Linked DNA regions of Homo sapiens: region 2 is linked to region 1. Evidence: chromatin contacts called from ENCODE Hi-C or POLR2A ChIA-PET data. All regions are on one chromosome and are shown on one strand. Each heading gives the region's core, a stretch centred on a gene start or an enhancer-like site at or near the end of the contact. The rest is flanking DNA. Distances are from core to core; before and after follow the strand shown.

Region 1 (4,686 bases), core at 1,158-3,657:
ATGTAATCACTTGCAAAGCCCTGTACACACTTAATGAAGACTGGCTGTTGTGGCAGGTTCCGGAATTCAGTACTGTGGTATGTTTTCAATAAAGCTCCCAGCCAGACTCCCAAATAAATCTGGCGGGGAATTAGAGGGTGAGGTGGGTCATTTACAATGAAACGGTATCATCTCTACTGCGGGAGGCCCTGTGTGTTTAGTTAATTAAAAACAGTAGTTGATAAAACTGTTAACACGTGTTCACATAATAGATTTTAATTACTGAGATTGGGGGAGAAAATATTGTAATGATGCCTGGGGTACTCATCAATTTCCAAAGATTTTAATATCAGGATTGCTTATAACTTTCAGTGTCGTCAAAGGAAATGCAAAGTACTCCCTATTCAGCACTTATAATTGCAATCAGAATTTCTCAAATGGCTCTGCTCTGGGAAGACAATGTGTGAAGATATATTTCAATCAAATTGAGGCCGTCTTATTTTAGAATGATAACACAAGACAAATTCCACCACGTTCCCCATGCAACGTGACGCCCTTTATTTTCATGGATTAGTTACAAATGTTTGGTGTCATGCACTTAATGTACTGTGATCTCATAGATATTTTTAGAGGAACGCTGTAAATCACTACAGGAAGATGATTGCCTAGCTGCTGGAGGGTTTCACCCGCTTGAGAACTTCTTTCTAATTCATCCCCACCGCACCCACCCCATGCTCTTCCTAAAGAAAGAAAGAAAGCCCAGTTTGGGGCACATTTGGGAATTTCAGAGAGGGAGCCAAGCAGGGAAGGTAACTTTAGAATTAGGAATTTTCTATGCTTTTCTGTTAGTAGAGACTTGGAGAAGAGATTGCTGTGTTTTGGTTTGATCTTTAGCTTTATGAAGATTCTGGGCTTCTTCACGATCTCGTTAGTGGAGGAGGAAAAGATTACAGTGGGGTTTGGGAATTGCTCATTAAGAGAGCTGAGTCTTCTGTGGCTTTGCTCTGGATGGTGGGGACTGCAGTGTCATCTGGGAAGAATTCATTCCCTAATTGGAGAAGGCACCACTTTGCCGTGGAGCGTGTTATGGTTATGTCCTCTGGTGGGAGAATAGTCCGTAGGTCAGCTGTTTCAAGTTTTCTGCCACTGCCAGATGCGGCTCACTTCTCCATCAAAGATGGCACCATGCACAGCTGCCATCCGAGAGCGGGAAGCTGAGCTGAAAGTCAACACTTCTCAGCGTTCTGAATTGTATCAATACACCCATCCACATCTGAGAGGCCGGAGAGTGGGCTGCATTGGTTCTCAAACTTGAGCATCTAGCAGAATCGCCCAGAAAGCTCACTAAACACCAGTCGCTAGGCAGCATGCTGGAGTTTCCGATGCAGTAAATCCAGGCTGTGGCCTGAGAATTCACTTCCCTAACCAGCTTCCTGATGCTGCGGGTGCTGCTTAACAACTGTTGGTAGAGTGGTTAACAGCATGGACTCTGGGGCCAGACATTTTGGAATCCTGCCTCTGCCACTGGTTAGCTGTGTAATGTTGGGCAAGTTTCTAAACCTCTCTATGCCTCATTCTCCTCACATGTGAAATGGAAATGATGGTCATGGTTCCTACCCATCTCATGAGGTGTTTTGAGGATTAAGAGTCAGTATTATAAAAAGCACTTAGAACATTGCCAGGCATGTGAGTGCTACCTAAAACTTTATTCCATTTGATCCAGATCTCATTGAACCCTTGTTTAAAATGCAGGTGCAAATATACCAGTGCCCGGGCTTTCCCTCGGGACTGACTGAATCAGAATCTCTGGGGAGGGAGCCCAGGCGTGGATGTATTTTGTAAACCTTCCAGATATCTCTGATGTGTGTTCAGCCTGGACACCACTGGGTATCTTGGAGAACAAGAGACAAACTTTGCACAGGGCCTGTTGACTCACCTTTCGCTGATCCTGGGCTTGTTATTCCTAACCTAGAAGATGTTCATGCCTTTACTTTAAGACGTTTTAGAAGCCCCAAAGGTCTCCAAAGAGAAATATTTGCAAATGATTATAGTCGGGAATCCTCCAGCATTTCAGTCATGAGACAACACCGGACCCAAACAGGAAAGACAGGAAAGGAGAAGATGGGTTGGAATCAGGAAGAGGTCAGATGTCTGAGGCAACTTTTGAGGTTTTGAAGCCTTTTTAATGCTTTACATCTGAACGTGTTTTCTCCCTTTCATTTCGAAACATTATTTATTTCACAGTCAATTAAGACCATGTGTTTCTGATTTGTTAACACTCGACTCATCATCATAATGTTACTTGATGCTGAAGGAATTCATGTCGACTCTTGAAATTTTTTTTTCTTTATAGCCCCTGGGGAAAAGGGTAATGGAAAATCATGATTTCAGAAATCCACATAAATCTTCCTTTTCAAATTCAGATTTGCCGGTACATAAGATTTGAGCCTTGAAAAGGAATGGGCCACTTGTTTTTAGGGGCCTTGCCTTTAAAAATGATTGTTAGTGCCTCTTATGGGGCCTGGCCCAGCCCCCCTTTCATGGTTGGCAGTTGTACGAGAAGCTGCAGAGAAGGCACATGATCCGTTCTATGCTTGTGTGACAAACTGTTAGCAGAAGGTCAATATAAAAAATTTAAGTTTTTCATTTCCTTTCAGGCATTTCCCCCAGCCTGAACCACCATATTTCTAATTTTCTTTCTTCCTCCCTTCCCTCCTCCCCTTCTTTTTCACTTCCCCCACCTACCCCTCCCAAGCATGTACACCCAGCCATTTTAGGACTTGATTTCCCAAATTTGCCTGAGGTGGTTTATGTAATTGAAAACCAAGGTGCGGTGAACAAACTGATTCTGTGTGTCCTTGTGTGCTGGGGAGGTGGGAGGTTGGGGGCAGATTCTTTCAAGGAAAGGAAAGTCGGAAATCAAGAGCATCCTCACGAACCACTTGAAATGACAGAACCTGGTGCCAAGGCAGGGACACGTTTGGAAAAAAGGCCCCCACACTCGTGTTCAGCTAAATGCTCAGAAGCACAGCACCTCATATAGCAATCTAAAAGTTAGCTTTCACACCTCTCAGATGAGGATGTGTTCTCCCTGAGGTGTGGGGGATTTTCTAGAACATAAAGGCATCTTGCCAATTTCTTATACATGAAATCATGACACTAACAAAGAGGCCCTGGGAAGTAATGTTCTCTTCTTGCATATTGAGAAGAAAATTCCTCTGTCTTGCCAAAAATCCAAGCAAAGTCCCCTAGAGCCATACTTCCTCCAGGACCATAAGAAACCATCCTTCTCTATCAAGCATTCCAGGCTGGTGTTTAATGAGGCAACAGTGAGACAGAATGCCCTGATATCTGCATCCTCCCTAATGTCAGCACCAGGGGTAGGGCTGTGCACACACAGGACTTTAGTCTTTCCTTAATATCTAGGAATTCAGATCAGACAGCTGGAAGAGAATAAGACCTTTTTTTTTTTTTTTTTTTTTTTTAATTTAAGGAATACCACTCTAGTGCAGGCTGGAGTGCAGTGGCGCAGTCTTGGCTCACTGCAACCTCCGCCTCTGGGGTTCAAGCGATTCTCCTGCCTCAGCCTCCCAAATACCTGGGATTATAGGCACCTGCCATCATGCCAGGCTAATGCTTGTATTTTTAGTAGAAACGGGTTTTCGCCGTGTTGGCTAGCCTGGTCTTGAACTCCTGGCCTCAAGTGATCCACCTGCCTTGTCCTCCCGAAGTGCTGGGATTACAGGTGTGAGCAACTGCATCCGGCCGATAATAAGACCTATTGCTCTGCTGGGTTTTTTTCCCCTTTGCAAAATTTTGAACATGTTTGATTTTGTTGATGGAGTATCTCAGACTCACTCAGCTTACGTTTTGTCAAGAGTGGAACTTTGGAGGAGTTAGTGAAAGTTTGAGGATTTCACATGGGAGAAGGGACATTTGCTTCACTTTCAGGAAGAGATGAGAAAAACCAATAACTCGTAGCAAGCGTGCTGAATTAGCAAGAGAAGGTTGACTTGTAATCAAAGTTAAGTGTGAAATGGTTTTTTGAACTCTTAGAAAACGAGCTTGCCAATCTGCTGTATCTGAGAGAGAGCATCTTGGCACCCTGGAAAACTGTTCCGACAAAAATATTATTGCCTTCATTCTCCTATCTATAAGAAAGTTTTCAAGATTATTAGAAATTCTTGAAAAAGCACAAGTACATGCCTGCAGAAATATTAATGCCTCCAATTTGATTTATTGAAGGTTTATGCCAGCCTACCCCAGTCTGTCTCTTTCTCTAGCAGTTACCATTTTGGGACAATTACGTTTAATAAAATATCTCATATACAACAGAGCCCTAGGTGTCTCCACCAGGAGTTTCTTACTAGTATACTTCCTTTAACAGTGCTCTGCCTACCAGTGCTGGCTGCTTCTGTTCCATTTAGTTTGTCCTTGCAGAAGATCCATTAGCCCCGTAATTAAACAACCCACTGTCCCGATTAAGTCATTCTCTGTTACTTCAATTACATTCCATTGTTCATTAAATCCTGATGTTTGCACTTCAGCAATCTTGTTTTTAATACTCCTACCATTTGTGGAGAAACAGTGAAGTTAATTAACAATTCTTGAGCTTTTTATTTTTCTCTCTACCATAGTGCAAATCATTTCCATTATGACTTGCAATAGTACTGAAACCATTACTAACTTCATAGTTAGTGTTCTGAG
Region 2 (4,686 bases), core at 1,152-3,651, 37 kb after region 1:
ATTTCCTACAGCACTTTCTTCATTTGACTAATAAAGTTCATCTTAGCATGCAGCACACTGAAAGGCACTTAAATGTTTGTTCACACTAAAAACAGTTGTTTATGAATTATGTTCTTGACACACTTCACTTAATCCTCACAAGTACCAAATAAGGTAGTTATTATTACCCTCATTTTATAGATGAGAAAATTGATGTTCTGGGAGGTTACAAGTCTTGCCTGAAACCACACAAAGTAGCAGAATTATGATTTCTGATTTGTCCAACTCTTTCTGTCAACTACTGCTGCTAATTATTTGTATCATAGTAAGCACTTCATAAATCTGTCTTTGCAACTAGATTGTAAGCTTCTCAAGGGCAGCCACTAGTCTTTATCATTGTACTCTCAATGCCTGCTCCAGTGCTTAATAATGTTTATTGAATGAATGAATGATAGCATGATTTCTGGGTTCCACTTAAATTTGACAAATGAGAAAATCTCAATAATATCTCAGTCTCTAGGCATCCTTCAGAATGATTCATCAAGCCATTGATTCAGCCTCATGGGCTGGGACATTAGCCCTATCATTAACTTACCTATCTTCCCTGAGTAGAATTTTTTAAAGTTTTGTGAAAAATAATGATTTTTAAAAATAAAATCATATTTAATTTTTAAATATCACTGTTATAATTACGTAGAATCATTCAAATTGCCAGAGAACCTCTGCAAAATCACACATCAGAGCCACCAATACTAATGACCATGTGCTTCCCTGAAGAAACTGGATGATGTCTATAATCTAATGAAATAAAAGGGACAAGCTGGAAAATCTGCCTCTGCCAATTACTTACCAGTTTCATGGTTATATAAAGGGCTCAATCAGACCTACAATCAAGTCTTTTGTAAATGCCAAATTCACTGGTGGGTGAGGATGAGAGCAAATGTTTTAATTCAGGCTTTTTACAACCATTAGTAATGAACTATGATTGAAATAAGTTCCATTGTTACAGTAACTCAAAATCATGCAAAAATAATAATTTTAGTTCTTTTATGAGAGGAAGGCAGAATATATTAGCATTTAATCTGCCTGAAAATAACAGTGACTCACCAGAACTATCTAGATAGCAGTCAGTCATTCAGTCAACAACATTTAAGGCCTACTGCATGAAGCCTTGTTAGCAAGAGGTAAAACTGGTTGGTGGTGGGGGTTCAGCTACATTGGAATATTATAAATTCCTCCATCTTTTTTTTTTTTTTTTTTTACTCTTTTGGTGATGGTTGCTTTTTTTTTTTTTTTTTCCCCAGGAAGCACCAACTAATAAGCTTCTCTATGCCAAGGATATCCCAACCTACAAAGAAGAAGTAAAATCTTATTACAAAGCAATCAGGGATTTGCCTCCATTGTCATCCTCAGAAATGGAAGAATTTTTAACTCAGGAATCTAAGGTATCATTAGAAAGCAGAAATAAGCTTATATTTGGTTACTTTACGTCATTTCAGAATCTCTCAACAAGTCTTTCTTTTAGAAACATGAAAATGAATTTAATGAAGAAGTGGCCTTGACAGAAATTTACAAATACATCGTAAAATATTTTGATGAGGTAAGATTTTAAATAACATTGTTTTTAACCTTTGAATCAGGCACAAGGATGTGGTTATAGCATTCTGTCAGTTTCAGAACAGCTCTGGCATCCCAAAAGGCCAGAAAGGGAAGCCAGGAAGCCTGTCTGAGATGGGGGATCCTGGCACTGAGCCAGACCCTGTACATGGCTGCCCCCCTTACAGTTTTATCATGCTGCCCACATTTGGACCAGCCTGAATTTACATTTGAGTTCATGGGGCCTACAGCCACCCTGACTCAAGTTAACTTTGATGAGTAAGTAGTGGCCCTATTAAATGGGGTCAGCTTATGCTTGATTGTAATTTGCTAAAAATGAAAGCTAAGCTTGTTAAATTGCCTAGATTCTGTATTCAATCGTTATATGAAATTATGACATATTTCTAACTTAAGCGACTATTTCAATAAACCATTCTCCTTTATGATTAATTCTCCTTAATCTGGGTTTTTTTCTTTGGAAATTCAAACAGACACATTCATCAGATGCTTTGTTTCCAAACAAATGTTAACTCCCCCTTCCCTGATTCCCCCCCAATCATGCTGGGACAGGCTATCCATGTCAATGGTGAGAATAGCTCACCAATTCCATTTGCTACTTGAAGATGAAGTGAAGCTCTAAGGTAGGGTAGAGGCAATGAGTTCTTAAACATGATAAGCATCCCTCGTTCCAGGGGTCAGGGGAGAGAAGGGAAGCACGAGGAGGGACTACACTGCCCAGATGGGAGGGAAGGGAAGGATCTGTCTCTGACCAGGATGTCCCTGCCTGCTGCATTTAAGGAGAAATACTTGCCTGCATGTTGGCTGCCCAGGAATGCTTGCTGTGCTTGGAATGGCTGTGACATAATGCATAAAGCAGGGCCTAGGAAGCCTGGCCCCATATTTGTAAGCAAATAGTTGGTATTTCTTGCGAGCTTCTATTTTAAGCCAAGGTATTGTTGATCCTGTGATAAGGACTTAGCAAAACAACTTGCAAAGTGAGTATGTAAATGATGGAAGAAAATGTTGGCATCTGTTTCATACAGATTTTACCACTCACAGCATCAGGTATGCAAAAAACAGAATTGTAACGCTAAAACCACAATATCTAAAATAACTGTTCTAATTGTCAACAGATTCTAAATAAACTAGAAAGAGAACGAGGGCTGGAAGAAGCTCAGAAACAACTCTTGCATGTAAAAGTCTTATTTGATGAAAAGAAGAAATGCAAGTGGATGTAAGCACTCTGGGGCCTGGCTTAATCTGGCAAAGTTCTTCAGACGACTTGGGAGCAAAATGGCTGCTTGAGCTACTCTGTGTCGTTAATTTGTTGTTTGCACATAGGTTCCACTTTGGGCACTGTCTTTTTAAGAGACCAAGGCACATGCACAGCTTTTAGAAAGCATACCAACCCTTGTGCCTGTGTGTATACCGTGGGAACCCTTCTGTAAATAGAGTTGAAGTGGTTGTTGCAAACAGCCTCCTTGTTTACAGAGAATACAAGGCCAGTAAGCGAATGTCAGTATTGTAACTACAGTCTCCACTTAAGCACAATGATATAAGTGGTTTTGTTTGAAAACTACAGCTATGTAGCACTTGTGCTACACTGCACCTCTGCATTGTAAAGGGATACTGCCAGTGCTCAAAACAAAATGTGAAATGAGTCATTTGGAAACAAGGTGGGGGTGTTAGGGCAACCTCGAGGATTTGCAGCATTGAAACTTTCCCCAGTAGTTCTTGGAAAAGCTGACCGCAGAATTTGGTAGTGTACACTTAGCATTTGTGAGTGTGTGTGTGTGTTTAAACCAAAAACTAACAGTGTTGCAACATTGTTGAAAGGGCTCGTGTTTTTCAGTGGTCATCAACTGCACTCCATCAAACTCACCTCCATTTCACCAAGGAGCTCTAAAGTAAGGAGAGTGGGCTTTATTTAAATGAACAGCATTTTAACCAGATACTTTGTCCTAATGTATGTTCCTTTTCTTCATCTGTTTTTTCATACTAAATGTATTTGATAGTGGACATGTTGGATATTATACAAAAAAATCATTAATTCATTTCTGTTCCAAAACCTTTGATCAGAACGATCTGTGGAAGAGTAACTCCATTTCTATATGAGTGAGTGTCTCCTTGCTTTAGATTTCTGGTGAACCCTGTGGTTATGAATACTTGTGTGTGATTTAAAAAAAAAAAGATACATTTTACATTTTATCGAATTGCTGTTCACACTGGAGTATTATATATAAATATATATATTTGAGGCCCAAGGCCTGAAAAATATTAGTATACAACTTGGTATCTTAGTCTTACTATGTACTTTTTGAAAGTATTCCTCGCAGGAGAAAGAATTTAAAATACCCATTTTATTCATGCCTTTCTTTTTAAAGAATTCTCTATCCAGTTATACTGTAGTCTTTTTAGTGCTGATTTTTTAATTCCTGAATTTTTGCTGCTCATGACCAGTTTTAATACCACTGTGTTTTCCTTCTATTAAACCAGAAGAAGTAAACAGCATAATTGGCAACTCTTGAGCTTTTCTTGTGGCAGGCACCTTTTACCCTTGGTGCTCCAAATCCCCCATCTAGGAAAGAAAATTTTTTCAAGTCAAATAACATTGATCACATATTCCTTGAAATCATTTACCAACACTGTATGGAGCATTAGGATTTAAATATGAATTTGTCTTAAAGGCAATTCCTTTTTGCTTCTGTATTATCTGGAAAAGCATGAGAGAGGTGACACCTCAACAAACTGATCAGAGAAAATAAGCAGTTACTACCCTGATAGGCACCTTCCCAATCCTGTTGCTTTTGACCATTGTCTGTCCAACGGACACACCTCAAACAAACAAAACTACCAAATAGATGACAGATCAGAATAAAGGTGAGAGGTCTGGTCCCCATTGAAGGCTGCTACAGTCTTCAAAGAGGTGAAGGAGTTCATAAGAGAACAACAGTAGGAAAGTTGAGAGCCAAGGGTAGGAGAGTTGCCCAAAAGACTTCCCCTACTACTTTAGGGTACTGAAAACTCAAAGGATCAGCTACAGCTTTATCTAAGTATTTACTAAATGCTACATGAGGGTGTCCCTGTCCAGCTTTCTGGCACATGAGTCCT

What was found. Hi-C counts contacts between places; a loop is a spot of excess contacts on that map. ChIA-PET counts read pairs that join two places held with the same protein, here RNA polymerase II (POLR2A). Pooled maps may share reads with other maps.
Region 2: a pooled map shows a loop between it and region 1 (5-fold over the local background). The contact joins two enhancer-like sites. A Hi-C loop is called at or near these places in 11 of 168 maps with a recorded cell type or tissue (B cell, GM12878, Right ventricle myocardium inferior and 8 more), 21 of 37 single-sample maps with no recorded cell type and 20 of 50 pooled maps. POLR2A ChIA-PET finds 5 or more read pairs at or near these places in 17 of 52 experiments (AG04449, AG04450, B cell and 10 more).

The regions. Positions count from the first base shown.
Region 1 is chr12:94,265,149-94,269,834 of GRCh38, forward strand. It overlaps PLXNC1 (plexin C1), which reads left to right. Exons shown (of 31, transcript NM_005761.3): 21 at 1-77. It also overlaps a transcript of CEP83 not described here. Among named protein-coding and RNA genes, the nearest start is that of PLXNC1-AS1, 91 kb to the left of the region's middle. Within about 2 kb of position 2,408, at least 4 of the 41 ENCODE cell types and tissues checked have a DNase peak (open chromatin) inside an H3K27ac peak, as active enhancers do.
Region 2 is chr12:94,302,473-94,307,158 of GRCh38, forward strand. PLXNC1 (plexin C1) reads left to right here. Exons shown (of 31, transcript NM_005761.3): 29 at 1,284-1,424; 30 at 1,505-1,579; 31 at 2,709-4,686. The coding sequence ends at 2,813. It also overlaps a transcript of CEP83 not described here. Among named protein-coding and RNA genes, the nearest start is that of PLXNC1-AS1, 130 kb to the left of the region's middle. RefSeq lists an enhancer at 1,862-2,741 and a silencer at 3,356-3,455. Within about 2 kb of position 2,402, at least 3 of the 41 ENCODE cell types and tissues checked have a DNase peak (open chromatin) inside an H3K27ac peak, as active enhancers do.